2 separate regions of the Homo sapiens genome follow, and region 1 is linked to region 2. A link is an interaction called in ENCODE POLR2A ChIA-PET data of the cell type or tissue named here. Cell type or tissue: PC-9. All regions are shown on one strand. Each heading gives the region's core, and the rest is flanking DNA. Links, peaks and the distances in the headings are about the cores only.

What was found. ChIA-PET counts read pairs that join two places held together with the same protein. Peaks named below come from ENCODE experiments on the same cell type or tissue, not always from the same donor. Only the 100,000 strongest peaks of a DNase experiment are listed, where the experiment ranks them.
Region 1: POLR2A ChIA-PET joins it to region 2 with 10 read pairs; 7 of 35 experiments call an interaction of 5 or more read pairs at or near these places.

Annotation. Positions count from the first base shown.
Region 1 is chr12:12,771,465-12,786,834 of GRCh38, forward strand. APOLD1 (apolipoprotein L domain containing 1) reads left to right here and starts at 14,195. Exons shown (of 2, transcript NM_030817.3): 1 at 14,195-14,230. The coding sequence starts at 14,228. It also overlaps the pseudogene STX8P1. In PC-9, for the core only: no CTCF peak of the experiment used is centred there; DNase peaks (open chromatin) are centred at 5,017 and 8,267; H3K27ac peaks cover 1,482 bases.
Region 2 is chr12:12,973,761-12,989,130 of GRCh38, forward strand. HEBP1 (heme binding protein 1) reads right to left here. Exons shown (of 4, transcript NM_015987.5): 3 at 13,392-13,572; 4 at 1,110-1,719. The coding sequence ends at 1,548. GPRC5D-AS1 (GPRC5D and HEBP1 antisense RNA 1) reads left to right here. Exons shown (of 3, transcript NR_149067.1): 2 at 5,764-5,862. Among named protein-coding and RNA genes, the nearest start is that of HEBP1, 19 kb to the right of the region's middle. In PC-9, for the core only: CTCF peaks have their summits at 9,898 (motif pointing left) and 10,097; DNase peaks (open chromatin) are centred at 2,811 and 6,181; H3K27ac peaks cover 1,796 bases.

The DNA of each region.
Region 1 (15,370 bases), core at 4,770-12,769, 200 kb before region 2:
GTGCAAAGTTTTTCATCTGTGTTTTCCAGCAAATTGGCAGAGATGTTAATTATCTCATTTTGTCCATCCAATTCATTCCCAATTTCCTGCCCCATTTGTTTTTGGCAACTTATGATGGAGGAAATGGCATCGAGGCCTGTGTCCTGTTCTTTGATAATTTTCTGCTTGCTATTGTCAGAGTTCATTGAAACCCAAGCCTCTTGTCTCCTCTGGCTCCTCAAAGAGCCAAGGGTTGGGCACTTCCTAACAGATAACAGTTTGTTCAAAATAATAATAGCAATAATGTTCTAGATTATATATTGCATATATATAGCTATGTATATTTATGTATAAGTGAAACAAATGACCACAATGATACAAAAGATGTGAGAGAGAAATTAGGATTATTTCTTTATTATAAGGTACTCACACTAACTGTGAAGTGGTATGGCATATTCAAAAGTGACTCAGATTCATTGTAAATGTATATTGCAAACTCTGGGGCAATCATTTAAAAAGGTTAGAAAAAAAAGAAGCATAACTGATATGCTAAAAAATGAGAAAAAAATAATTTATATGAAACGCTCAATTGTAACAACAAAAGGCAAAAGAGAAAAAGAGTGAAAGATAAAAATAAGAACAAAGAACAAGAACAACAAATAGAAAACAATAAAAAATATAGTAGATGTTAACCAAACCGTATTAACAATCACTTTGAATGTCAGTGGTCTAAATTCACCAGTTAAAAGAAAGAGATTGTCAGACTGGATCAAAAAACAAGACCCAACTATATGTTGTATATAAGAAACCCACTTTAAATATAAAGACACATATAAACGGGTAGAGAAAGATACACCCTGACAACACTAATCAAAAGAAAGCAGAATTAGCTATGCTTATGTCAGACAGAACAGACTTCAGAGCAAGGAAAGTGGGAAGAAAGAGGGACATTACATAGTGATAAAGGGGTCAATTCTCCAAGAAGACATAACAATCCTTTACCCAGTGTATGCACCTAACAACGGAGTGTCAAAATTTGTGAAGCAAAAACTGACAGAACTGGAAGGATAAATAAATGAATCCACTATTATAACTGGAGACTTCAACATCCCTCTCTCAGGAACGGACAGATCCAGTAGGCAGAAAATCAGTAGGGCATAGTTGAACTCAACACCACCATCAATCAACTGGATGTAATTGACATCTATAGATGACTTTATTAAACAGTAGCAGGTTACATGTTCTTCTCAAAGTCATATAAAACATTTACCCACATAGACCACATTCTGGGCTATAAAATACAACTTAACAACATTTAAAAGAATGAAAATAATGTAATGTCTACTCTCAGACCACAATGAAATTAAACTAGATATTAATAACAGAAAGGTAGTTGGAAAATCCCAATATACTTGGAGATTGAACAATACAATTTTATTTGTTTATTCTTCTCAAGAGAAAATTAAAATATTTTAAACTAAATGAAAATGAAAGCCAGGCATGGTGGTGCACTCCTGTAGTGCTACTCGAGAGGCTGAGGTGGGAGGATCACTTGAGCCCAGGAGTTCGAGGTTATAGTAAGTTATGATCGCACCACTGCACTCCAGCCTGAGCATCAGAGTGATATCCTGTCTCTAAAAAAGAAAAAAAAATTATATGAAAAACACAACTTACCAAATTTGTGGGATGCAGTAAAAGCAGTGCTTACAGGGAAATTTTTGTAGCATTGAATGCGTATATTTGAAAAGAAGAAAGATCTAAAAATCAATAATCTAAGCTTCCACCTTAGGAATCTAGAAAAAGAAGAACAAATTAAGTCTAAACTAAGTAGAAGTGGCCAGTTATGGTGTCTCACACCTGTAATCCCAGCACTTTGGGAGGGTGAAGTGGGAAGATTGCTTGAGGCCAGGAGTTCAAGAACCAGGGTGGGCAACATAGTGAGACTTAGTCTCTACAAATAAATTAAAAAATTAACCAGGCATGATGGTGTATGCCTGTAGTCCAGCTACCTAGGAGGCTGAAGTGGGAGAATCACTTGAACCCAAGAGTTTGAGGTTACAGTGAGCTATGATTGCATCACTGTACTCCAGCCTAGGTGACAGACCGTGTCTGTTAAATAAATAAATGAAAAGTAGGAGAAAAGATTATAAAAATCAGAGGAGAAATCAATGAAATTAAAAATAGGAAATCAAAATCTGGTTCTTTGAAATGATTAATAAAATCAATGAACCTCTTCCCGACTTAATACTTCCTATAAAGCTACAATAATCAAGACAGTGTGGTATTGGTGAAAGACTAGAAAAACAGACCGATAGAATAGAATGGAGAGCCCCAAAGTGAACCCACATAAATATAGACAATTGACCTTTGACAAAGGAGCAAAAGCAAGACAATGGCGCAAAGATAGTCTTTCAACAAATGGTGCTGGAAACCTGACATCCACATGCAGAAAAAAATGAGTCTAGACACAGATCTTACACTCTTCACAAAAATCAACCTAAAATGGGTCACAGACCTAAGAGTAAAACATAAAACTATAAAATTCCTAGAAGATAACAGGAAAAAAATCTAGATGACCCTGGACTTGGTGATTACTTTTCAGATACAACATCAAAGGCACAATCCATGAAAGAAAGAATTGGTAAACTGGACTTTATTAAAATTAAAAAATGTTACTCTGCAAAAGACACTGTGAATTGAATGAAAAGGCAAGCCACAGACTGGAAGAAAATATTTGCAAAAGACATATTTGATAAAGGACTGTTATCCAAAATATACAAAGAACTCTTAAAACTCAACAATAAGAAGAAAAAGAACCTGGACGGGTGTGGTGGCTCATACCTGTAATCCTAGCACTTTGGGAGGCCGAAGAGGGTGAATCACTTTGGGTCAGGAGTTTGAGACCAGCCTGGCCAACATGGTGAAACCCCGTCTCTACCAAAAACTACAAAAATTATCTGGGTATGGTGGTGTGTGCTTGTAATCCCAGCTACTCGGGAGGCTGAGGCAGGAGAATGGCTTGAACCCAGAAGGCAGAGGTTGCAGTGAGCTAAGATCACACTGCTGCACTCTGGCCTGGGTGACACAGCGAGACTCTAACTCCAAAAAAAAAAAAAAAAAAAAAAAAAAAAGAAAGAAAAGAAAAGTAAAGAAAAGAAAAGAAAGAAAACAAGGAACCTGAACAAAAAATGGGCCAATGACCTTAACAGGCACCTCACCAAAGAAGATATTGGTGGTAAATAAATATATGAAAAGACGTCCCAAATCATATGTCATCAGGGAATGCAAATCACAACAGCAATGAGGTACCATTACATATTGATTAGAATGGCCAAAATCTAGAACTGACGATACTAAATTCCCTGATGAGGATGTGGAGCAGCAGAAACTCTCCTTCATTTCTGGTGGGAATTTGAAATGGTATGATGAGTTTGGAAGACAGTTTGGCAGTTTCTTACAAAACTAAACATACTCTCGTCATAAGATCCAGCAGTCATGTGCCTTGGTATTTACCCAAAGGAATTGAAAACTTATGTCCACACAAAAAGCTACACACAGATGCTTACCACAGCTTTATTTGTGATTGCCAAACATCAGAAGCAACCAAGATGTTCTTCAGTAGCTGAGTGAATAAATGGTGGCATATCCAGACAATGGGACATTATTCAGTGCCAAAGAGAGATGAGCTATCAAGTCACGAAAAGATGTGGAGGAAATTTAAGTGCATGTCTGTAAATGAAAGAAGCCAATCTGAAAAGGCTACATGCTGTGATTCCAACTAATGACATTCTGGAAAAGATAAAACTATGAAGACAGTGATCAAAGATCAGTGGTTGCCAGGGGTTAGGAGGGAGGGAGGGATGAACAGGCGAGGTGCAGAGGATTTCCAGGGCAGGTAAACTACTCTGTATGAGACAGTAATGGTGGATACATGTCATTAAACATTTTTCAAACCCACAGAGCGTACAATACCAATAAGGAACCCTAATGTAAACTGCAGACTTTGGGCCAATGTAGGTTCATGAATTGTAACATAGGTACTGCTCTGTGGGCACTGGCAATAATGGGAGAAGTTATGCATGTGTGAGGGCAGGGAGCACGGGGTGTCTCTGTATGTTCCACTCAATTTTGTTGCAAATCTAAAACTGCTCTAAAAAATAGTCTAACAAAGCAAGTTTGGAGAGGAAAATAGATTACATAAAATCATTTTCTTACCTAATTCAAGAGCAAATAGAGTTGAAAACTCACCATAGAAACTACATTTTTTAAAAAACGATTGGGTACAATGGCTTATGCCTGTAATCCCAGCACTTTTGGAGACCAAGGCGAGAGGATTGCTTGAGACCAGGAGTTCATGACCAGCTTAGGCAACATAGTGAGACTTCATTACTACAAAATTTTCTTTCTTTAATTAGCTGGGTGTGGGGGTGTGCACCTGCAGTCCCAGCTACCCAGGAGGCTGAGGTGAGAGGATTGCTTGAGCCTAGGAGTTCAAAGTTACAGTGAGCTATGATCATGCCACTGCACTCCAGCTTGGGTGACAGGGTGAGACCCAGTCTCAAAAAAAAAAAAAAAAAAAAAAACACAACAAACAAACAAAACTAAATTAATAAAAGCAAATAAGGAGAATAATAATGACCAACTTTCAGGGTGTTAGAAGATACACCCCTTGCTTCATCATATTGCTTAATGTGAACCGACTGAATTCTACTAAAAATAGACTTTAAACAAAGTTAGAAAAGAAAACAAGTATCCAACATTCTCTCACCTATAACAGGCATATTACAAATTAAACCATTCAAATAGTCTAAAAGCTAAGGGAAAGCTTAAGATTTATGATGCCTCTGTAGATACAAAACAAGCAGGTGTTATAATCCAGGCTGCAATACTGTTGTAGATGTCTGAGAACTCGGAAGATAATGACTAAGCCTGAGAAAGGGCCAGACAAAGGTAATTGTTTCCCAGTATCCTGGAAGATAAGAGAATCTTTATGGCTACTGGAGGGATGTGGACTCAGCTGCAGTCTTTCTGGCACCAGAAGAAAAGGCATGTGGTAAACTAGATATTTCGTAATAGGGCCCATGGGGCAAACGATTCTATATTAATGATATAGTGTAGGTTTCACCCACAGGATCCCAGGTGTTCTGTGCAGGTGCGCACACCTGTGGAGGAGGAAGCGGAGCAAACTTTAAACTGCACACATTAGGAAGCCTGGGACAGTTAAAGAGTTCCCAGCATCAGATATGTCCAAAAGAAAAGCAAGTAAGATTAGCAAAGATACATGCCTTTTTCCCTCAGCAAAAAGCAATGAAGGTTGAGTCTCCCTTTAAAAATAAAAAATCGGATTATGAAGCAGTAACATTCAAAATCATATTATATTGAATTAAAAACAGGTAAACTGTTTAGTGGAATAGATTTCCTAGAAGTAGATATTAACAATGGTAACAAATCAATATAAGACTAGCCAGCAATAACACATCTATAGAAAAGTGTATTTTTTAAATAAAAAATGATCAAAATTATATTCATCTGAAGAAGAATTAGCACCCGCTATGCACTGTATATAATAAACTCCAGGTGGGTCAAATTAGGCTAAAATGTTTATTGTGGATATTTTCTTTTTAGTTTTATCTAACCATCAGTTTCCCTTTCCCTGACATAGCAATCCCATTGTAATTTCCTAGTGTGAAACTTCTCCCTGAGTATATATGTAATGTGGGTGGGAAGGTCAAGTTCTTTTACCATCTCCCACTTGAAAGCTGAAGGCCATTCACCCCTCTTCTCCCTGCCCAGTGCAGACAGTAGATGGGCACTTGACCTAAGCTCAGCCAACCCAGTGGTCACTCCTGGAACTTTGATTCTTAAACTGATACAAGGACAAAAGGAAAGAGTGGTTGGTCAGTTTCATCACACAGGCTGTTCCAATTACAAAACGACTGATGTCCTTTCAGTTTCTTGGTTCTTTAGAACTCCATGGTCCTTTCCCATGTTCAAGTATGTGTTCCCTCAGTCTCATAGCAATAATTCGCTTATATTAGCCAGAGCGAGATTTTTACTACAAGTTGAGTATTCCTTAACCAAAAGGTTTGGGACTAGAAGTGATTTGGATTTCAATTTTGGCAGGATTTTAGAATATTTGCATTATATGTTTACCAATTGAGCATCCCTAATTAAAAAATCTGAAATCCGAAATGTTCCAGTGAGCATTTCCTTTGAGCATCACTCTAAAATCCAAAACTTACTGAGCACCAGTGTGACGCTCAAAGGAAATGCTCACTGCAGCATTTCAGATTTCAGATTTTTGCATTAGGGAAATTCAACGTCTCAACCTGTGTATCCAGATGGAGACGGCAATTCCAAAGAACAAACTGAAGAGGAAGAGGGTATAGGAGGTGGATGATGGTGTCACAGTTCACCTGGAAATATCTTCTCTACAAGGAAAGGTGTTTTTTTTTTTTTTTTTTTTTTTTTTTTTTTTTTTTGTTGTTGTTGTTTTTTGAGACAGGGTCTCACTCTATCACCCAGGCTGGAATGCAGTGGTGCAGTCTCGGCTCACTGCAACCTCTGCCTCCTGGGGCTGAAGCGATCCTCCCACCTCAGGCTCCTGAATAGCTGGGACCACAGGGGTGCACAACCACACCTGGCTATTTTTTTTATTTTTTATTTTTTTGTGGAGACAAGGTTTTGCCATGTTCCCCAGGCTGGTCTTAAACTGAGCTCAAGCAGTCCGCCAGCCTTGGACTCCCAAAGTGCTGGGATTACAGGTGTGAGCCACTGTACTTGGCCAGGAAAGCATCCTGACAATGATCTGATGGTTTACATTTCTTCTGCTTGCTTCTCCCTGTGGGAGGCATATACCTCTCTATCTTTTTGCTTATTTTATTTTACATTTTTGAGACAGGGTCTCAGTCTGTTGCCCAGGCTGGAGTGCAATGGTGTGACCATGGCTCACTGCAGCCTCGCCCTCCTAGGCTCAAGCACTCCTCCCACCTCAGCCTCCCAAGTAGCTGAAACTACAGGTGCACACCTCCTCGTGTGGCTAATTTTTAATTTCTTTTTTTTTTTATAGAGATGGGTTCTCACTGTGTTGCCCAGGCTGATCTCAAACTCCTGGGCTCAAGCAATCCTCCTGCCTCGGCCCCCCAAAGTGCTGGGATTACAGGAGCCAGCCAGTGTGCCTAGCTCCTACCCCTTTAATGTTGGGTTGGCCACAACTTGATTGGCCAATAGAATGCCAGTGGATGTGATGGCTACCCTGTCTGAGCAGCCTTAGGAATGATTAGTCAATTTTGCTTCCAAAACATATTCTGTACTTTATCCACTCCATTGCATCCTACCAACATTAGCCAAATCTGAGATAATCTCTGTCAACTACTTCAATAACCTTCTAACTGTCTCCTGGCTTTAGTTGTGTACCTCTGAGAACCATCCTTCACACAACTGTCACACAACAATGTCAAATTAACCTTGTAAGGCCACAGATGAAAGCCTTCAATGGCTCCCTCTTTCCCACATGGCACTGGAAAGCTGTCATGACTTGTCTTCTACCTACCCCTTAAGCCTCATCCTTTGGCCTTCCCTGCTTCCCACTTTATGTTCAGCAACACTAAACACCCTGGACACTCCTCCATTCCTTTGTCCATTCTGTTCCTTTGTCCAGACTGCCCTCCTCTCTCTCCTAATTTTTGTCCAAATAACTTCTGTTTGACTCTCAAGATTCAGCTCAATATCAGTGCTCCCAGAAAGTCTTCCCTAGTACTTCCTGGGCATGTATTTGCCCTGTGCTTTCTTGGTACCAGCACACACCCCGGCACTTCCCCACCTTAAATTTAAATGATATATTCTGTCTTTTTCTCTTCCAATAGATTTGCCGTCTCCTGGAGGGCAGGGACTATATCTTATTTAGCTTTTGGTCCCCAGACTCTAGCCTGATGTCTGGCACACAGTAGGTGTTCAATACACATTAGTGGAGCTGAAATCGAACAAATTAAACATTAATATAAGCAAATTCTGAAAGCCTTCTGCCTCTATTCTTACAAAAGCTGGTGGCATTATAAATGGGTTCTTCTGGAAAGCAATATAGCACTATATAACAAAAACGATGAAGATGGTCATTCTCCTTGACTTGGTATTTTCCCGTTTGTGAATACTCCTCAAAGAAATAATCCAAAGGAAAAAAAATGTACACAGATGTCCTGGCAACTCTAGTTATAACAGTGAAAAACCTGGAAGCAATCCAAGTGTCTAACAGGGAAATGACTAAGCAAACAATGGGATTATTACATAGCTATTAAAAAATGACAGAGGTGAGGACTATGTCAACATAGACAAGTGTGTATCTATCTGCAGGAACGTTAAGTAGAAAAAAGAACACAGGCTAGTGTTTAAACACTAGTGATTAAGGATGTGTGTGTACATTAACAAAGATTGGAGGCTAATTTGGAGGAATGAAAATGGCTGGAGTGCAGTACTTGTTGAGTCTTTATTTTCCTGTGCAGTTCCATGAATTTTTGACAATAATACTTGAGATTCCATGCAATATAGATATCCTAGAGGTCTTCTGCAGAATAAGTATTCTAAGTTATACCAAGCTGTATAGTCCAAGAGAAAATTTTATGTTAAATTCTTATAAAATTGTTATAAAATAATGATATTTCTTTAAGTGAACAAAGCATTTTTCTTTAGTTAAATTCAACAAGCAACTATGAGAGCTTGACTATGTTCTAGAGCACTTACATTCTGGGGAAATTCAAAGAAATCATGGGCAAAAATCCTCAGGTGAATATGTGTTATTATTTTAATTTGCTTTTTTTTTTTTTGAGACAATGTCTGGCTCTATTGCCCAGGCTGGAGTGCAGTGGTGTGATCTCGGCTCACTGCAGCCTCACCTCCCAGGCTCAAACCATCCTCCCAGCTTAGCCTCCCAAGTACCAAGTAGCTGGGACTACAGGCACACACCACCGAGGCGCCTGCCTCAGCCTCCCGAAGTGCTGGGATTACAGGCATAAGCCACTGTGCCTGGCCGAATTTATTTTTATTTTGGTGAATGTACATATTAGAACAGATGACAAAGGAAAGTCTGCAAGACCTTTGGACTAAACCTCACATTTACAAGTTGTCTCAATTTTATTTTTTATTTCAATTTTATTTATTTATTTATTTTGATACAGAGTCTGGCTCTGCCACCCAGGCTGGAGTGCAGTGGAGCAATCTTGGCTCACTGCAACCTCTGCCTCCGGGGCTCAAGCGATCCTCCCACCTCCACCTTCCCAGTAGCTGGGACTGCAGGCACAGGCCACCACACACAGCTAATTTTTGTAGTTTTTGTAGAGATGGGGTTTTGCCATGTTGCCCAGGCTGGTATTGTATTCCTGGGCTCAAGTGATTCTTCCACCTCAGCCTCCCAAAGTGCTGGGATTGCAGGGTCACCATGCCCGGCCTGAATTTTATATTTTTGATGTCTCCAAAAGAGGTCCTATATTTAGTCACTGAGATATACAGTTAAGTATTAAAAGGAAAAAGTCATCATCACATAACTTTAAACTTGTGCCACTTTTCCACTTGGTGCACTATGAATTAATATTTTATAAATCCTGTGACTATATTGTGAATAGCAAAATACTGACATAAGATATATTACATTGCAATTAAAAGAAATAAGCCACAATTTTTTATATTCCATTATAGAATTTCTTCATTTTTAAAAATCAACTGAGAGGCTAGGCACTGTGGCTCACACCTATAATTCCAGCACTTTGGGAGGCCGAGGCGTGTGGATCACCTGAGGTCAGGAGTTCAAGACCAGCCTGGCCAACATGATGAAACCCCGTCTCTACTAAAAATACAAAAAATTAGCCAGGGGTGGTGGCAGGCACTTGTAATCCCAGCTACTTGGGAGGCTGAGACAGGAGAATTGCTTGAACCTGGGAGGCGGAGGTTGCAGTAGGCTGAGATCGCGTCATTGCCTAGGCAACAAGAGCGAAACTCCGTCTCAAAAAAATAAAAAATAAAATAACTGAGAGTCTCAAAAAATGGAGGTGGCCCAGTCCTCTGAAAGGCCTTGAGCGTAATTATCACTTTATCTTTTTTTTTTTTTTTTTTTGAGACGGAGTCTCGCTCTGTCGCCCAGGCTGGAGTGCAGTGGCATGATCTCTGCTCACTGCAAGCTCCACCTCCCGAGTTCACGCCATTCTCCTGCCTCAGCCTCCCGAATAGCTGGGACTACAGGCGCCTGCCACCATGCCCGGCTAATTTTTTGTATTTTTGGTAGAGACGGGGTTTCACCATGTTAGCCAGAATGGTCTCGACCTCCTGACCTCATGATCTGCCTGCCTCGGCCTCCCAAAGTGCTGGGATTACAGGCGTGAGCCACCGCGCCCGGCATACTTTATCTTTAAAATGTAATAGTTTTAAGTAGGGGCCTAAAGCAAATGGGTTGTTGATAACTGTATAAACACCTCCTAACATAGTCCTTTCCGCTAGACTTACTGTTTCTGCTGCCATGTAACTGGTGGTCAGAAAACTACCAGTTCTGGCTGGCCATGGTGGCTCACGCCTGTAATCCTAGCACTTTGGGAGGCCGAGGTGGGCAGATCACCTGAGGTCAGGAGTTTGAGACCAGTTTGGCCAACAATGTGAAACCCCATCTATACTAAAGATACAAAAATTAGCTGGGCATGGTGGTGCGTGCCTGTAATCCCAGCTACTTGGGAGGCTGAGGCAGGAGAATCGTTTGAACCTGGAAGGCGGAGGCTGCAGTGAGCCGAGATCGCACCACTGCACTCCAGCCTGGGCAACAGAGCAAGACTCCGTCTCAAACAAACAAACAAACAAACAAACAAACAAACAAACACTACCAGTTCCTAGAGCAGTGGTTCACAAACCTGGCTGCAGGTAGGAATCACCTGTATTCTCCCAGATCCCACTCCAGACCTCTTGAATTAGACTCTCCAGGGCTGGGGCCTGAAGATTCCTATGCTTAAAAAGCTCTTTCTCGTCCTTCCTACACTGAATTTCCTCATGGTTCGAGGACTCAGAATTCAAACTAGTACAGCTAATGCCGCGGTTCAGCTGCATCAAGAGTTTAACACAGTGACAACTTGTCTCTACAAAAAGTCAAAAAATAAGGCAGGAGGATTGCTTGATCTCAGGAGGTCAAGGCTGCGGTGAGGCGTGATGGTGCCATTGCACTCCCACTTGAGTGACAGAGTGAGACCCTGCCTCAACAAAACAAAACAAAACAAAAAAAGAGTTGAACAGATCTGAAGGCTAGTTTGAAGGCCAACTACCATTTTCAGTGTAGTCTCTCTAGGGTGATGTGTTGGAAGTGCCCAACAAACAATTTAAAAGAGAAGTCTGAGGATGTGGTCCACAGATTTTTTTTTGTGGAAACTGACCACACAGAACTTTTGAACAAAATGCCTTCATTTGTTCCTAAAATTTGTTATTGTGTCTTTACTATATGAAATTAAACAAATGCTGGCTGGGCATGGTGGCTCATGCCTGTAATCCCAGCACTTTGGGAGGCTGGGGCAGGTGGATCACCCGGGGTCAGGAGTTCGAGACCAGCCTGTCCAACATGGCGAAACCCCGTCTCTACTAAAAATACAAAAATTAGCCAGGTGTAGTGGTGCACGCCTGTAATCCCAGCTTCTCGGGAGGCTGAGGCAGGAGAATTGCTTGAATCTGGGAGGCGGAGATTGCAGTGAGCTGAGATCATGCCACTGTACTCTAGCCTGGGCGACAGACTGAGACGCCGTCTCAAAAATAAATAAATAAATAAAAGTAAACAAATGCTGAATTGAATCGCTAAGTTCAAGTGTCAGTTCTTATAAACAAGGTGAAGTACCAGTTGGGTTTTTTGTTTGTTTGTTTGTTTGTTTTTGGAGACAGAGTTTTACTCCGTTACCCAGGCTGGAGTGCAGCGGTGTGATCTCGGCTCACTGCAACTGCTGCCTCCCAGGTTCAAGTGATCCTCCTGCCTCAGTCTCCTGAGTAGCTGGGACTACAGGAGCACGCCACCACACACAGCTGTTTTTTTTGTATTTTTAGTAGAGACGGGGTCTTACCATGTTGGTCAGGCTGGTCTCGAACTCCTGACCTCAGGTGATCCACCAGCCTTAGCCTCCCAAAGTGCTGGGATTACAGGGGTGAGCCACTGCACCCGGCCCCAGTTGGTTTTTTTTTGTTTTTTTTTTTTTTGCTTTTTTTTTGAGACAAGGTCTCTATCATCCAGGCTGTGTTGCAGTGGTACCATTATAGCTCACTGCAGCCTTGACCTCCTGGGTGCAAGTGATCCTCCTGCCTCAGCGTCCTGAATAGCTAGGACTACAGGTGTGAGTCACTATGCCCGGCCAATTTTTAAATTTTTTGTAAAGATGGGGTCTCATTATGTCAACCAGGCTGGTCTCGAACTCCTGACTTCAAGCGACCCTCCCTCCTCTGCCTCCCAAAGTGCTGGGATTATAGGCATGGGCCACCATGACTGGCCAAAGTACCAGGTTTTTATGGGCAGTAAAACTTTAGCCCAAACTGTCAATTAACTCAATTTTTTTTGCCTCCATAAAGAGGCAAATACAAAGAAAATGGGCTTTCAACACAGAGAAAAACAAATTCCAAGATATGGGCTGAGGTCAGTATACACGCTGTCTATTTTCCTCTACCTTCTGGTTCTTCATCCCACCTCTGTACTATGATATTGATGCTCTGAGGAAGACCCTGTATCCCAGCAATATTCCTCATCTATAAAATAAAGATTTAATTGTGTTCCTCTAAACCCAAAACACACAGGATGATGTCCAGGGAAGTTAGAGGAACATGTGTCAGCTGAAGAATCAGTGGTATGTTCCCTCTTGTCTACCTCCCCAATTCGCGCTGGCCCACATCCCATTTGGAGTGACCATGTCTATGGAGATAGAGGAGGATATTCTTCCACTTCTAACCTCAAAAGGACACACTGGAGGCATCTAGATTGAGGTTACAGCTATCCTTTGAGGAGCTGTAACAAGAATATTTGGAAGTGGACCAAATCTAGAATAATCAAGTTTGAAAGGACTATGGTTGTCCTTTCTGTTGCTACTGTTGTTATACTGTGTTGATAAATACAAAGTATAGTCATAAAGGTGGGGGATTTAATCATGTTCCAGAATGATACGGCTGTTAAGGCTTTCCAGGTAAGCCAGAGAGTTGAGATAATCCTTATTCAAGTGAGAAACGAATTTGGCCCTCCTTATCTGGAGGAGAGGGTTAGAAGGACGATGGATGGATTTGGGGACATGTAGTAGGACTGAATTCCTAGGCTGAGCTCCAACCACCTCTGAATGCCCCAGAGATATCTATGTTCCATCTGGTCTGGTCTGCAGCAAGTCCACAGAAGCTACATTCACTTTTCTGTGCTGAATTATCAAAATAATTGCCCTTCAGCCCATGCCTCATGACCCTGTAGACAGAATCCACTCATTTCCCTATCACATGGGCTACAATTGCTACTTCAAATGAAAACCTGGGAAGCCAATGCCCTATTGTGGTTGAAAGTGTACAATTAGCTCCTCATGCAGCCTGACCCCACTGATTTTTCTGATGCATGTGACCTGGAGTGTGCCCTTTCTGAGACCGCCAATGTCTTCTCCACAGCTGGAGATGCCCAAAACTGCACGCAGCACTTCCTGTGGGTGTGGCCTTGCATTCTTAGGACTGCAGGGTACCCGCTGCATGCCAAATGATCCCAGGCTCCAGCCACTCACAGATTCACAACGCTTTTAAAAATACAGCAGTGGAGTATGAGCGGCTATGTCAGATATGAGGGTTTTCCACCCCCTCCCTTTTCTTTTAAAATATGATTTTGTAATGGTGGCCTCAAGAAACACTATAATTGGTCAGCCTGGGGTGCGTTTGAAGGCCTTCTCTATCGCGTCATTAGCTATTCTCAGGAAAGGCAGGGTATCCCACTGGGAGAATGACAACACACTTGTTTCAAGTTAGGGAAGAGCCTGTGGTTCTCTTCCTGCGTTCAGGGGAAAGCGAACACACAATGTTCGTTTCCTAAATACGGGATGTGCTGTGCTGGCAGGTCATTTTCCACCATGTCACGTCCTTCTAGATGAAGGCAGCAGGGGTCATGACAGGAAATGGCAAATTCTCAGAATGAGACAAGGCTTTCCCAGGGCAGCCATTGGTTCTCTGGAACTATAAAGCACACTCATCCAGAAACAGCCTCAGATTTTACTTTCCTGGAGGCAGACAGAAGTGAATGGTAAGTGGGGAACCCTGAGGCATATATTCGGGATGACTTTTTCTCATTTTCTCTTTTCACCTGGAAAATTATCCCTGGTGGGTTGGATTATGGAAGCATGGAAGTAAAATTAAGTCCTGTGAATAAGGAGATGAGGATTCTAGACTGGGCTCTGTGAAGAATCAGCTGCTTCTAGAATCTGATGTCTGATGCAGGCAATTCTTCCAGATGAGAATGATTTCTGCCCTGATAGCTCAGTTTTGAAATGCTCTATTTCTATGGCTCATTTGCCACTTTTAAGAAGTTCCTAATAATGAAGAGTACAGTGGACATGAAGGTGGGAATCTGCAACTAGGATGAATATACTTTTCCCCCAAGATGTACAACTTGTTCGTATCTTTGTCAGTCATCTTCAGTTGGCTTCAACGTGGTAGAAGTTGTTGAACAAAAATTTTGGCCACTTTATTTTATTCAACCATTACTCATTTTTAAAAGAAAACTTTCATAACAAAGAGACATAATGGTATTAATTTAATGTGACTTAGTTTAAATCAAGCACCCAGCAAAGACTGATGTTTCTGAAGATCCAAGGAGCCCTAGTTAGAATAAACAGTGCAAATCTCATTTTAGGCTTGATTCTAAGAAAAGAGCCTGGAAGAATCACAAGCAGAAGAGTTGCTTCAGGCAAGCATCTAACTTAGATGTTTCTTCTGCTTGGTAGAAAATACGATTTTTGAGGTTTTGGTGAAGTCTTTTTCATTCATTAGAGAGAGAGAAAAGTGTGTTGCAAAACTCCTAGGATCCAATTTTCACATGATGAAAGGGCTTTGTAAACTGTACAACCCACCACTTACAAAGTGTTATCTTAAGTAGAGCAAAGGCCTCAGTACTGGAGAAGCCTTCTAATACCACGCCCCTCCCAGTTTAAATCTTATTTAACACATAGCTGATGAAGCCCATCGTTAACGTTCCCTGGGAGAGAAGCAGAAGATAGCATTATTCCTATTTCCATATGCAGAGATAAGGTCCTGAGAACTTGTGTGGCTCCCCCCGGATTCCAGAACAGGTCTTTGAGAACTCGTCTCATGATCCACTGGAAACAGACCCGTTCCCCTAGCGTGGCAGTGGCTGCTCCGCTGAACTCGTGCCAAGTTCCCGCTG
Region 2 (15,370 bases), core at 2,731-10,730:
TATCACGTTCCTGCTCAAAGCTGCCCATGCACTTTTCAGTTTTCTTAAAACAAAACTTAAACTCCTTGACATGTAATAAGGCCTGTGTGGCTGCACTTTTGTCTTGGCTCCAAGGCTTCTCAAGTGTGGGAGCCTGTGGAATCCTCAGCTTCCTCACCTGTGTGTGGGAACAGCAGTACCTTTCTCACAGAGTTGCCCATGGAATAAGTGGGGCAGTGCATGCAAAGTGCTTGGCATGGTGTCTGATAGTCAAGGCTGGGTGGCTGACGGTTTTCACCCTGGATCTTCAGAAATGGTCATGGCCCATCCCTCAGAAGACTGCTGAAAGGACTCCAGGAAAGATGATGACATATAGCTCTTGTTCCTCTCCTTAGGAAACCCCACTTTATGTCCAGTAAGAACTCTTCATGGTGAGGATTAAAGCTCATTTTTCTGTTTCCTATAGAAACAGCAAATGGGGTGTGGGTGGGTGCTAAGGTGGGTTTCTCCCTGAAAACCTGTCCAGCTGTCGTAGGGAGGGCTGCTGAGAGCGTGGGGCCCTGATGCACTATGAGGATCAGAGTACCTCCTACATGCCCTGGGGCCCACTGAGAGCTTCATCCTCCCCTGCTCACTCACGGGCTCTGCTCCAGCTCAGCTGCCATCCGGCTTCCTGCTCACAGCCTTGCATCTGTGTCCTTCTCTGCAGGCCAAACTGCACCTTTTCTTTCCTTCCTATCCTCTTCAGTTAATGAAACTGGACCCCAGCTGCTTCTCATCTCATCCCCCTAAACCAATCCTCCTGGAAAATCTCCTGTCTCCAGGGTAGTCTGTGCACCATAGTGCAATGATTTTTCTTCTTGGTCTGCTCTTGTGACTCCTGGAACCCTTCGCAGACCACAGCTGCAAACAAAATCCTCAACTTATAATCACAGAGTGCTACATAACAGTCATGGGAAATGTCTAGTTTAGGGATGGTGTGTGTCCTGGTATCTTTGCGTTTATATTCGGAAGGACTTGGGAGCTCTAAATATAGGGTTCCTGCAATGGTAAACACCATCAATAGTACTCATACCTATATTACCTTCAGGACTGTAGAACCTTGGAAATAATTACACTTATGATTTGTCTCAGCTGTTTAAGTCAATGCCTTTTATTTTTAGTTTTTCTGAAGACAAAGCTCTTATAAGAATCACAGATGAAAGATCAGGCACAAATCACATTTTCCCCCTTAATAACAAAATACAAATCCAATAATTTTAGAAAATCAGTTTTTAGTGACCCAGATGCCTGGAGAAAAGCTGCCAGGATTTTTCTGGTCTATCGCAGAATTTTCTACATCAATGAGAAGGATGCTGCATATCTTGGCTGTATTATTTCCTACTGTGAGAAAAGAGACTTAGTATATGGAACATGCTTTTTTCAGAAAATTGGCAGTAACTGACTTTGAAGGAAAGTTGGTTAAGTTGGACTTGCAGCTGGAACTTGGGAAGCACTGTCCCCTCCTTACCCCCGAGGAAGGAGACACAGAGGCACACTTCCAGTAAGTTCTTGGTTCAGTGGGTCACTCATGTCTTCAACAGCCAGATCTCATTGCGCCGTCCGTAGGGCTTCATGGGAGGGTCATAACCCGTGCAGAAGTAGATGTCCCCCCGGTAGGTGGCTGTGCCCTCCAGGGCAGCACGCAGACGGGTGGCTTGTGCTACGTAGTCTGCTTCCTTGGCATAACCACCAAACTGCCTGGGGGTTCAAGAGCAAGGGCTGGTTACGAAAGGACATGACCTCTGAGAGAGGGGGGATCTTTAGAAAAAAGTCACTCACCATGTTTATTATGACAAGCATGCTAGAGTGGTAAGACTGGGGACTGAGTCACCACTTCCTAGATGGGTTGATTTTACCTCTCTGAGCCTCAGTTTCCTCATCTGAAAAAGGAGATATATTTTCTTTTTCCTCTAGAGTTTTGAGTGTTAAAAGCAGTAATGGACGTGAAAAACTCTAATGCGGGGCCTGAAACAGTAGCTGAGTATAAACGTGAGCCTCCCTTTCTTTCCTGAAATACCCAAGGGGACAGCAGGTTTGCTTTCCCAAAGGCCAAGCCTTCACCCTTTTCTCTGGCTCCCTCTACTGCCCGGCTGTACCTCTTTTCTGCTGCTCTGTCACCACCTCTGGAAGGAGGAAGTCTACAGGGGACTTCGGGCAGAGCTGCAGTGAGTATGGTGGCTAATGCCCCTTCCACAGCAGAGCAGCTCTAGTGACTGAGTTCATCACAGCAGTGACTTGTAGCAGCTTCATTTAAAAACAGAGCTAGGCTAGCCTGGGCAACACAAGACCCTGTGTCAAAAAAAAAAAAAAAAAAAAAACAAACCAAAAACCAAAACTAAAAAAGTAAAAATCTCAGAGCTAACAAAGGCAAAGACCCAAGGAAGACTTGGGAGGGCCCCACACAAGCTTTAAACATGCCCCAAATAAAGAAATCACTTCTCATAAATCCTTTCTTCTGCTCAAATCATGAAAGCCTTCTTTTTCTAGTAAGGAAAGAGACTGTTCCTAAATCTGGTATTTCTTTTGATGGCAGAAATTGGGGACAGAGAAGCAATAAAGCCTTTCTTTTCAAGATTATTATTCTCTCCCTTACGTCATGTGCTTCTGTTCCAAAATTTGTCTTGTAGCCTAGCCTAAATATACCACTCTAAATCTGGGTTGCACTAAAATTTTTATTAGAGTCAAGTACATCCCGATTTCTAATGAGCTGTATGACTCAAAAGTCTGAATTTGCACCAGGCCAAGATTAGGCCAAATAATGCATTATTTTTGGTGGAGTCCTCTGAATCATGCTTTGCTCTTTTACAAGTGGTTAGTCATGCTGGACAAGCATTCAGCATGTGGATTGCAGCATCACTGATGTGAACACCCAGGATGTTTTCTGTAATGGATTGGTTGTTCCAATGTCTAGACAACAGCTACAGAACATGGATGAAACTGAGACCAATTTTGAATAGCAGAGGCTTGATTCTTCAAATATATTGAAGAGATTATAAGGGAGATGAAGAAAGTTGGGCTCTAGCTTCATTGAGGTTCAAATGAGAGGAAACTGGGTTAGTAGACAGACAATGAACATCCAGGAAAGACTTTTTTCAGGCAATAAGAGCCTGTAAGACACTGGAGTTTTTTATGAACCATGTCTTTAGTTGGAGAACCATTTGTCTGAAATGAATCAAGTGCTGGAGGTGGAAGCAGGTGTTGAGTGCTCTCTGCACCCCCTACTTGTGCTGTGACACTGAACTGTTCTCTAGGAAAAGGGACAATGTTGGCTCTTTAAATACTGATTTTGGAAAGCTCCAAAGGAGTGCTCCTCAAATGTCTTCCTTCATCAGTTAGAGGCAAAATGGCTAGTGTGTGCTCAAATCCTAGTGCTGCCCTTTCTAGGTCTTAAGCTAATTCTAAAATTTCTCAAATCTTCAGGTTTTTCACTGGTAAAATAGGGATAGTGATAACATCAATCTTCGAAGGCTACTGTAAAGATTAAAGGAGAAAAGACTATGCAAACTGCTCAGCGCAGAGCCTGTCACGTAGTAAGCTCACAACAAACAGTAGCTATTATTGTTACTTGGCAGTTTGCTCAGAAGAGCCTTTTAATTCCCTGACTCCAGGGTGAGGGACATGATGGTAATCTAACGAAATACCATGTAGCTGAGTGTTGTGGTGCATGCCTGTGGTCCCAGCTACTTGGGAGGCTGAGGCAGGAGGACTGATCAAGGCCAGGAGTTGAGGCTGCACTGTGCTATGATCACATCTGTGAATAGCCACTGCATTCCAGCCTGGACAACATAGTGAGATCCTGTCTCCAAAACAAAAACACAAAATACAACTAAAAAAAACCATAGTAATATTATGAACTGGCTCAATGAACAATTCTCACTTTCTCAATTAGGCCTATTCTTAAAATGCTTTGTTACCTTGTAAACCCCATTCTTTAACCCCATCCCAATCTTCTTCCTATGTTTTACTTTTTCTTTCTTTCTTTTTTAACAGCACTTATCACCTTTTAACATACTATATAATTTACTCATTAAGTTTATTGTTTATGGTTTGTGTCCTCTGATAGAATATAGGCTGCACAATGGCAGGATTTTTGTTATTTTTTGGTCACTGATGTACACTGAGCACCTAACACAGTGCCTGAATATGTTGGACCCCTTGGTTAAATGAACAATTCTGGGCTAAACAATGAAAGTGATGTCTTCAGCCTGACAGAGCTAAAGATGACAGCACTTAGGACCTAGTGAGTGAAGTGGTTACATAAGTTTCACTCACTCATTCACATAATAAACATCTGAGGGGACAGTGGTGGGAACTGAAACAGGAGAAGTGGATCCACTGCAGCCAGATGCGAAGGCCTTGAATGCCATGCTAAAGAGTTTGAACCTCATCCTATATGCACAGGTAGACCTACGAAAGGGTTTTTTTTTTTTTTTTTTTTTTTTTTTTTGAGACAGAGTCTCACTCTATTACCCAGGCTGAAGTGCAGTGGCGCAATCTCGGCTCATTGCAACCTCTGCCTCCCAGGTTCAAGTGATTCTCCTGCCTTAGCTTCCCGAGTAGCTGGGACTACAGGCACACGCCCAGCTAATTTTTGTATTTTTAGTACAGATGGGGTTTTGCCGTATTGGCCAGGCTGGTCTCAAACTCCTGACCTCAGGTGATCCACCCGCCTCAGCCTCCTAAAGTGCTGGGATTACAGGTGTGAGCCACCACGCCCGGCCTGGAAAGGGTTTTAAAGTAGAGGACTGGCACGATCCAATTGTGCTTTGGAAGGATCCCTCTGCTGGCAGTGGAGGGACAGGGGAAATGGCAAGGGGTTGAGAGATGTGGGGCCACCGGAGCCCAGGAACAGCCAAGTGTGAGATGATGAAGGTGGGAGAAAGGCAGATTTGAGAGGTACCTGTATGTGGAGGGAGGTAAGAGAGAGGAAGGAAGAGAGGATTCTCCAGGGCTTCCAGTTAAGCCTCTGGGTAGAAGAAGATGCCGCTAACCAGAATAGGGATTAAAGGCTGAAGAGTAACATTAGGCAGGAGGGGCAGCTGTAGGGGTGTTCATGATTTAGTTTGGGGGGCATATGAATATTAAGGGCCCTCTGTGAAATACATTCATGCAACAATTATTATCTAAATGTGTGTCTGACCATGTAAAAATCTCCTTAGACTTGGGACAGAACTGGAGTCAGAGATACCAATTTGGGAAGGAGAAGGATCTAGTGACAGAAACTTGGGAGTGCCCAGTGGGTAGGTACTGGCTATAATCATGGTAAGAAGTGACATGTGGTAGAGATGTTGTGCAAACAGCAGGCCAGAAGCTTGCTCCTTAGAATCCTAATATCTAAATGGTGGGTGAAGAAAGAGGACCGGTCAAAGGACAGTGAGAAGGGGCTGAGAAGCAGAAGGAAACCCAGCAGAGAGTGAGATGGAGAATGTCATCACTCAGGGAGTCCTAAAATTCACTCCGGGAAAACCCCCAATTCTTTACATTTATTCCCAGGCAGACTGAAATGCTGGTAATGCAGATAAAATTTTCCCTATTGCTTCATCGTAGAATCCTTTTACTGGAAAACAAACAAACTGGGTGGGCTATGGGAACAGATACATGAGTTCTCCTCTCTGCTAATTTAACCAACCACACTGACTCCCATCACAGAACTGCACAAACAAGCCAGAAACTGAACCCTACCCGGAATCCCCTGGTGTATGAAGGGAGCCTAGCTCTGGCTGACTCTGCTTGTGTTCACAGACACTTTGCCTCATTGGTTCGTGCCTCAGCTTCCAATCTGGACATGGAGCACAATAACAGTGGGCCCACTGCTCTCCGAATTCCTGCGCGCACTTGAAGGTGAGTTAAGAAATGCTCATAAAGTGCTTTGAGCCCCTAAAAGAAAGAAACGTGAAGTCTATACATTATCTTTGTAAGCCTGTGAATACGTCTTTATCTATAAACGCCTCATCTTGAAAGAAGCTCTCCTCCAGGGCAGTGTTTTATCTCACCCAATGTCAGAGCTCAGTATTCTGAATAAAGAATTTGGTTACCATGGGAACTGAGGAATCTCAAACATACACACACCCCTGATTCCAGAAACACAACAGGAGCTGACTCAAAAGGTCTGGAAGAGTTAGAAAGGGGAAAGATGACACAAGCAATAGTGAAGGCTAGTGGAGGGAAGTGGGGCTTTCGTCCAAGGAAGCAAAAAATCATAATGTGTTATTTTTTAGGGAGTGTCTGGTGCAGGCATGCAGGGAGGAAGAATGACTCTGAGCTTGACCATTCAACTTCGAAACTTTAACATCAATGGATCAGCACACACTGGTGTACGGTCTGCTATGCATGCAGCCCTGTGCTAGGCAAAAGAAGTATCAGACCAGGAACTGACAGCCTCACTGCAACAGGAAGAGAGGCTTCACACAATAAGCGTTTCATTCAACCAGGCTGGACCTGTGCTTATTGAGTTGAACATCACTGAGCACAAAATGCAAGCCAGACACCATAAGAGCTGTAAGGATGATAAAGATGTCTTTCTACCCTCGAGAGCTCTAAGTGTGGTCAGGAGAGAAACACATGCAAAGATTATGCTGGCTGGAAGGAAATGCTGGAATGAAGGTGGAAGGTACATCCAGAATGTTCTGGGGGTGAGGAATAGCGAATGATGGGTTCTGACTTAGAACATGAAGGGAAGGTATTAAGAAAGAGGTGATATTAAGCATTTATTGAGCATCTCTACTTTTTTTGTGTATGTGACCTTGTTTGGAAATACAATATCTCTTCTTGATGCTGGCAATGAATAGTATGACAACCTTCTGTCCTCACAGAGCTTCCAACAAACAGAGGCTGTGGAGGGTTGAGAGGAGCTGGGGACATATGAGCAAAGGTCTGGAAGTGGATGTTGTGTCTGGGGTGGGAGGCATGTTGGGTGGTGGTGGGTGGGACGCTCTGAGATCAGGTTGACATGGGAGTGGTGCTATGTGTGGAGGGTGGTCAGTGCCATCACAGGGCATTTTTACTAGGCTTTACTGCCTGGTCAAACATTTGGCACCCAAAGTTGATCCACCCTCTCCTAGTGGAAATGAAGCATCTCATTACTAACTGGGCTTTTGTTCAAACCCCAACATCTGGTTGGATGGGCCTGAGGCCCCCAACCAGAGCTGAGCAGCCTCTGGGGAGGCTCAGTTTCTGAGCAAAGACAGGCGATGTGATCAGTCCTGTGCCTTAGGCAGGTGGTGATAAAAGGACACTTTAGAAGGGTCAGAAATGGGAGAGCTGGAAGCCAATACCATGGCAATCATTTGTGCAAGAGATGATGAAGACCTGTGTAGATGGAAGGGAAGGAAGGGACAGCTGGGAGCTGACCAGGATGAGCCAATAATTAGATGCAGAAGTGAAGGAGTCAGAATGACATTGGAACAGGGTGGGTAGGAGGAGGGAGGGGACCATCACTAAGACAGAGAACACAGAAAGGGATCTGATTTTGCGTGGAAATCTGCGTTGTGTTTTGGACATGCTGATTTGGGAGATACTTGAGGTGGTGATGCCTCCTGGGAGCTGGAAATATAAGGCTGGTGCTTAGGAGAGAAGGCAGCATGAGACGTGTTGACCCGGGCATCATCTACAGAGAAACAGCCTGAAGCCCTTGCCTGGTGGGAGTTTATAAAAGACTTACGGGATAACTGACAGCTATCAGGGGGAGAGAAAATGGTGATTAATTAGGCTGAGACACAGAATCTTATCATTGGCAAGGCTTTTGGACATGAGGTGGCTTAAATATTAGAGATATTTAATAAATGTTTGTCAAATCAAACCAAACTTCCCACCTAGTGCAAATGTCACATGGCATAAGTGTCACCCATCTATCCAGATGGCACTTGAATTCTTCCAGGGGCAAGGACATTACCTCATGACGTCCATTTTACTGTTAGACACCTAAAATAGTTCCTGGTACAGAGTAAGTGAACAAGAAATCCACTATCTTTTGAATGAAGGAATGAACGAGTGGGTAAATCACATTGTCTCAGGCTCCATGCTGAGTCTGATGGGATGGCAAGACATTCAGGGGAGACAGACAGAGGTTAGGCTGGAAAGTTACCAACACACTGGTGACAGCTGAAGCTATGATGGGGACCAAGATCTTTATGGGACAGAGCAGAGAGAGAGAAGCACAGGAGAGGCAAGGATGAAGCTCTTTTGTTCATGTATCCATTCACCAACTTGTTTTTGTTTTTTATTTAGAGACGGGGTCTCATTATGTTGCCCAGGCTGGTCTCGAACTCCTAAGCTCAGGTGATCCACCTGCCTTGGCCTCCCAAAGTACTAGAATTACAGATGTCAGCCACTGTGATGGCCAATTCAACAGCTTCTTATTGAACACTTGTTATATTCTAGCCAAAGGCCCTGCCCTTGGGAAGCTTGCATTCTAGTGGGGAGAGGGCAATAAATAAATGAGCAGATAGAGATATATAATGCAATTGATTATAAGTGAAGCAAAGCAAAATAAAGCTGGATAAGAGGACAGAAAAGGACAGGGTGCTATTTTCAATAGAACGGCTGGACAAGGCCCCTTTTAATCAAAGTGAGGGGGCAAAGCAGGGTGCTAAGACTGAAAACCCTTGGTCCCAACTTCCTGTGGTTACAAACAGGGTTGAATTATCTAGGAACATGGGCAAACACTGGTCTGTAAATCTCCTAAGTGGTAATGTGGGAACCCCCTAAGAGTTTAGCAGTTGAGCTCTTTCTTCCAAACTTCTCTTTCTCTAGGCGGAACTTCCCAAGCTGCCAATGGCCTCCATTGGGGCCTGGTCATTTAGAGGGAAAAATGACATCAGCAACCTAGGTGCTGACAGCTGACAAAGTTCTTTCAAATGCACAATGAAACCGGCCTTTGCAATCATGCCTTAGAAATCTTATTTTATAGATGAGAAAACTGAGGCTCAGAAAGATTAAACAACTTGCTGCAAGTTACAAAATTCATAATTATTGGAGCTGAGGTTCTAACCCAAGTGTATCTGCAGTAACTTTGACTTTTTTATTGTTAATTCTAATAAAACTTGATCAAATTCTCAAAGGGAGGTGAAGTTAGGAGGAGGAGAATAGGCTAACATTTACTGAGTGTCTACCTCATGTCTAGGATTGAGTAGGTATTTACAGGTATTATCATATTTTATCCTCACAACACCATAAAAGCTAGGTACTCATGCCCATCTTACAGATGAGGAAACTGAGGTACAGTGAGGCTGGCAATATACCAAAGGTCCTATGGCCACTGAATGATGAACTGGGTTGGAGCATAGGTTACCCTGAAAATAAACTCCTGGTTTCCAACTTTTTCCTTTATATCTAGACATTTCATTTAAACCGTGAAAGTTTCATTAAGACCATCAAACTTCTCCTGCTGTTGGTCCCTATTGAGAACCTGGTGCTGAAATGAGCTGAAAAGGCCAAACTCTAACTTAAGTGCATAGAGAAAGGACAGTAGTCTGGAATGTTGCTGCTGGTCTAAGTGTGAGGATAATTCTATTGCCTCTTGTGAATACTAAACATATTCTGATAGTGCTATTTTTTTTCACAGCATTCTATTCATCTAAAAGCACCGGTAATTAACGATGCTAATAAATGTATAATCCCTTTGTAAACATCTCTTCACAAGGTCATAAAGAAGGAAGACTGAATGAAGGACGCCAGGCTTTCATTTTAGAATTAATTTTGTCATTGAATGCACTCACTGCATTATTTGATAGAGTACTTTTGCATTTGAAGTAGTACATTTGCCTTCTACCATCTCATTAACATTGCTTTCAACAGAATCAGAAATAACACAAACCACTGCAGGGTAATTTTGAATGCTCATTTGACTATGCAGTGACATCAAGTGGCGAGTTGAGGAATGATCATATGCTGTGTGAGAACTCCGTGTTAAAAATTCCATGGAGCCAGGCTAGACACCACATTTGGCACTTTCAGCTGTTTAGATTTCAGAGAATTAAAAGGAAATGGTCACCGACCTGCCTTTGATAGTACCCGTATACCCCTTCCCACCATAAGAAACCAGCGTTCCTTAGAGAAATGGCTAATTCTAGCTCTAGGGCAAGAAATGCTAAGATGTGCTCAAAACATCTCATTATACCAGCAAGCCAGGGAGCCATCAACGACTACTGGAGCTGTGTCAAAAGGACCAACAAACCAACTTGAAGAGGCTCCCGCTGGCCAACAGTGGGGCAATTAGAGCATCAATAAGAATAATATCTGTAACAAACTGAAACGTATCAAATATGTTTAAATTCATATGTTTATAATTACACTCAAAAAACGAAGATGCAGACCACTTTACCTTGAGGATGTTACAGAATGAAATTATCATTCTGAAAACTGGTAAATAAAGAGAAGGTATCAAGTAAGCATGTATCTGGCTTTTTCTATATGAAATAAAGGAAGCCAAATAGTAAACGAGGGGAAGTTTCTCTTTACTGAAATATTGCAGGTAATAAAAGAAGAAGGAGAAACAGAGAACATTATCGTTTTATGGCCTCTAATGGAACAAGACATCTAGGCAATGATGAACTATGGTCACCAACATCACTCAATCAGGGACAATCAGACACTGTGGGCCCCTGAAGGAAGTAAACACCACCACGTAGGAAATATTCTCACCAAAACTTCAAAAACTTGAATCTGATCTAGTCTTTAGTTTCAACTACTAATTTACAGGCAATACGGGGCTCAGAGGGATGTGGTAAAATGTCACGGAAATATAATCAGCAAAATCCAGTACAGATAATAAGAAGACAAATGATCCACAGATGGAAAGGAAGAATGTAAAGTTGTGTTGGTAAAGAAATTCACAGATTAATAAAAGCTTAAAAATGTACCATCAGCCAGGTGTGGTTGTGTGCAACTGTAGTACCAGCTACTTGAGAGGCTGAGGTGGGAGGATTACCTGAGCCCAGGAGTTTGAGGCTGCAGTGAGCTATGATCACACCACTGCACTGCAGCCTGGGCAACAGAGCAAGGCCTTGTCTCTTAACAACAACAACAAAAAGAAAGTACTACAAAATCTGACTTGGATCCAGATTCTAACAAAATATTAAAACAAATGATGGCCAGGCGTGGTGGCTCACGCCTGTAATCCCAGCACTTTGGGAGGCCGAGGCAGGTGGATCACAAGGTCAGGAGTTCAAGACCAGCCTGGCCAAGATGGTGAAACCCTGTCTCTACTAAAAAACTACAAATATTAGGCACAGTGGCAGGTTCCTGTACTCCCAGCTACTTGGGAGGCTGAGGCAGGAGAATTGCTTGAACCCAGGCAGCAGAGGTTGCAGTGAGCCAAGATCGCACCACTGCACTCCAGCCTGGGCAACAGAGAGAGACTCCGTTGGAAAAAAAAAAAAAGTAATGGGGGAAATCTGAGCATTGAATATTTTATATTATAAATTAATGAAGTACTATTGAAATTTCAGAAAAAAGGTATTGTGATTATATTTTAAAAAAATCTTCAGTAATTACCTGAAATATTTATGAATGAAATAATATAATGTCTGGAATTTGCCTAAAAATAATCCAGGGTAGGGCTGGGTGAATGCTGTGAAGATACACATGACACAGAATTGGCCTTGAGCTGATCGTTGCTGTAGGTAGGGGATGGGCACATATGATTTCATGATCTTATATGCTTCTACCTTTCTATAAGTTTGAAAATTCCCATACTAAAAAGTTAAAGACAAAAGAAAAAAAAATTATATCCACTCATTACTCAGGGTCTGGTAAAACAAATGATCAGAAACTAGCCCCATCTGCTTGAAGTCTTAATGTGAACTGATTCAATCATGTCTATCTCATTCCTTATGAAATAAGAATGAACAGACAGAAGGGGTAATTGCCAAAACCTGCTTCAGGTCATAAACATTAGGTAATACATAAATAGTATCTTAGTAAATACTGAAAGATATTTAACAATAATCCTATAAGGTTACATTACATGCACACACACACACATCATATATAGGAGGTTATATTATCAGCACTTAACAAATGCAAAAGCTAAGTCTTAAAGTGGCTAACTTCCCAAGCATCATTCTGCTAGTAAGCAGTAGAGCTGGAATTCAAATAAAATACAAGTTCATTTTATTATACCTGCTGCTTCCCAAACACAGGAAATAGAATGGAAAAGACAAGCAGACATCTAACCCAGGGCACAAGATTTAAGGAGGCGCTCACTCTCAGTCCCCATCCTGCACTTGGACAGCTGTGAGAGTGAGTGCTTCCTTAAATGCTGCACCCAAGGTGCATCTCCACCCTAGGAAAAGATATTGTTAAGTTAATTTGCTTTCTCCACACCCTCTGAAGGGAAGCTGGGAAGTCTGAATGAGGACTGCAGGACAAGCACAGGAGCTGAGGCTCCGGTGCTAGCTCCCAGCTGCATTACATTCACTGTCCTCTGGAGGGCCCTGCAGTCACCTGGCCTAGGACTACACACAGCGGTGAAACTCACATTCTCAGAACATTGACACAGCTCCGGGGAAAATGGTCCCACCATCAGGTTCAGGGTTGCAGCAGGGCAGCCAAGTTTGGAGGTCCCTGAAGTGGACCAATACTCAGTCCAGTGCAATATTATATGTATGTGAATTTTTCATGAGGTTGCTCCTGAGCGGAGCCAAACCACCTATGATTACTTCTGGTGAAGATCCTGGTCTTTCCCTGAGCCTGGTTTGGTGCCTGTCACATGGGAGTGTTTTAACAAATGTGAGGAGTCATCAATGATCTAGAAGACTTGGTTTCTGAGGGCAGTTTGGAGCACAAGGGATAGAAACTAGTAACCATTTGCACCTGCTATTCTCTACAGTCAAGGGAAAATGACCCCACATGAAGTCCTGGAAACAGGACCAGGATGACAAGAGAATAGATGTGTGCTCTGCTCAAAGGACTACCATCCAGGAACAACAAGGAGGATGGAAGCCCAGCTCTAGCAAATGCTCCCTGCTCTCTGGCATTCAAAGGGAGTGTGGGGTAGAAATCAGGTATTCCTCAGCCCTTTATGCTTCCCATGTGTCCACGAATCCAGACCATGGCTTGACTTAAGATATTTGCTGAGTCTCCTAGAACCCTGCTATGGCTAATGTAGACATTCACTGTAAGCTTAAGCAAAGCTTAAGCTCGTCCCATCAATTTGGCAACTGGCCAAGGCATTTATTCTGATAAAATGCAAATGTGTGTGTGCTGCAGCCTGAAGAAATTAAAATGAGAAACTGTTAGGATTCAGCATTTCCTACTTAAATTAATTCAGCAACCATAAAAATTTGACGCGAATGCTTGCCAGAGGTGATGCAAGGAGTGGTACGGGAATCAAGCGCCACCCATGGATGCCTGAAGGATTGTCTCCTTACATGGAATAGACAGTGATGCCTTCCCGTTCCTCAATCTTAACGCTTTTGTCACTGGGAGCTGGTGGGTCGCTTTGAAATTGGTTTGGAATCCGGAACCAGACTTTTAATTTCTTCTGCAGAGAGCCATCTTCATTGGGGAACACAGCAAAGGAAATAGGGACTGTCATCCCCATCCCAATTCCTGAAAACACAAAAGCACAGAGTGAGGCAGGGATCAGAGACAGAGCTTGCTCAGGGCTGTGGAAGACACATTAGTTCCATTCGTCTTTCAAAGTGGTATGTTTTTGTTCTTGAAATTAACAATGAACATTTCAAGTGTTAAAAATACAGAAATACATGAACACCTGTTATTTGTATACGCTGTTGGTAGGAGTATAGTGGTACAACTCTAAAAAATGATTTGGCAATATATATCAAGACTGTAGATTATCAGTCTCTTTCTCTCTCTCTCTCTCTCTCTTTCTCTCTCTCTCTCTCTCTCTCTTTCTTTCTTTCTTCCGACAGTCTTGCTCTGTTGCCCAGGCTGGAGTGCAGTGGCATGATCTCGGCTTACTGTAAACTCTGCCTCCTGGGTTCCTGGGTTCAAGCGATTCTTGTGCCTCAGCCTTCTGAGTAGATGGGATTACAGGTGTGCGCCACCACACCCAGCTTATTTTTGTATTTTTAGTAGAGATGGGGTTTTGCCATGTTGGCCAGGCTCGTCTTAAACTCCTACCTCAAGTGATTTGCCCATCTTGGCCTCCCAAAGTGCTGGGATTACAGGTGTGAGCCACCATGCCTAGCCAGTATTTAATTACTGCCTATTTAAAACATCAATCTAAAATATGGAAAAGGCTATAGGTAGTAAGATATTCATTACAGCAGAATTATAAATTCTGTTCAAAACAGGAATATGTCTGTGTAAATTACAGACACATGATACAATATAATGTAGCTAGGAATTATGCTTAAGAAGACTCTGGTACTAGTGGAAAATAATTATGAAATAATAACTAACAGAAGCAGGATATGTAATTATAGGAACACTAAGATTACATTAAAAAGCCCTAAAAAATACATTCAAAAGACAACATTGATTGTATTGAATGGGGGAATTAGGGAATACTGTTTTGTTATTTTAAAGGTTTTCTTTAGTGAGTTTTATAATTCTCATACATATTTTCATTTAAAAAAATGTTAAGACAGTGTTAAGAAGGAAAAGATTTCTTCCTGACCTCCTACAGGTTAACGTATCTTCCAAAGCCTGACTACTTTAGTCCTAGTAAATTTTTTTTTTAAAGCAAGTTTTTTAAGTAAGTAAAGGAATAAAAGAATGGTTACTCAATAGACAGAGCAGCTCCTAGTAAATGTTACTAAGGCTAACACACGTTTTTAGCTCTCTAAATTATCAGCTTGAGAAATATCCTAAAAATTAAACACATCTCTTTTTTTTCCTCTTGCTTTCTGACCCATTTTTGTTTTGCAGTGATTCCAAAATGCTACCCAAATTAGAGGGCTTCTCACGAGTCAAACTCATTTTTAAATATGGTTTACATCTAACAGGTACACCTTTCATGAGACTTCAGGCTTATCATTTTAAAAGTAGAGAGGTGGCCAGCATGAACTGCCAAGTTTTTAAGAGCAGGATGGCCCAAGAATTCTCAGACCCTTCATTTGCCAGACAGGGTCTGGAACCTCACTGCTCACTGAGCCTCAGGACCCAGCAGAATCTGAGCTACCAGGGGCTGACTCTGGGGATCTCCAGCCTGATGCTGGCCTTGCGTTGTGCTGTAGCTCAGCTTACTGTGGGCACACGCCACCTAGTCAACCAATCCAAAGACATAATAAGCACTGCAGGGTTAAAAAAAAAATAGAGCCTATGGTCCCACACCTGGGAGTGAAGCAGGAACTTGGAGATATTGAGCAGGGATGCCTTCAAGTGAGGGACAGACTGGGCTGATATCAGAGTGGTTTCCCCACATTCCTGCAATAAACTGCTT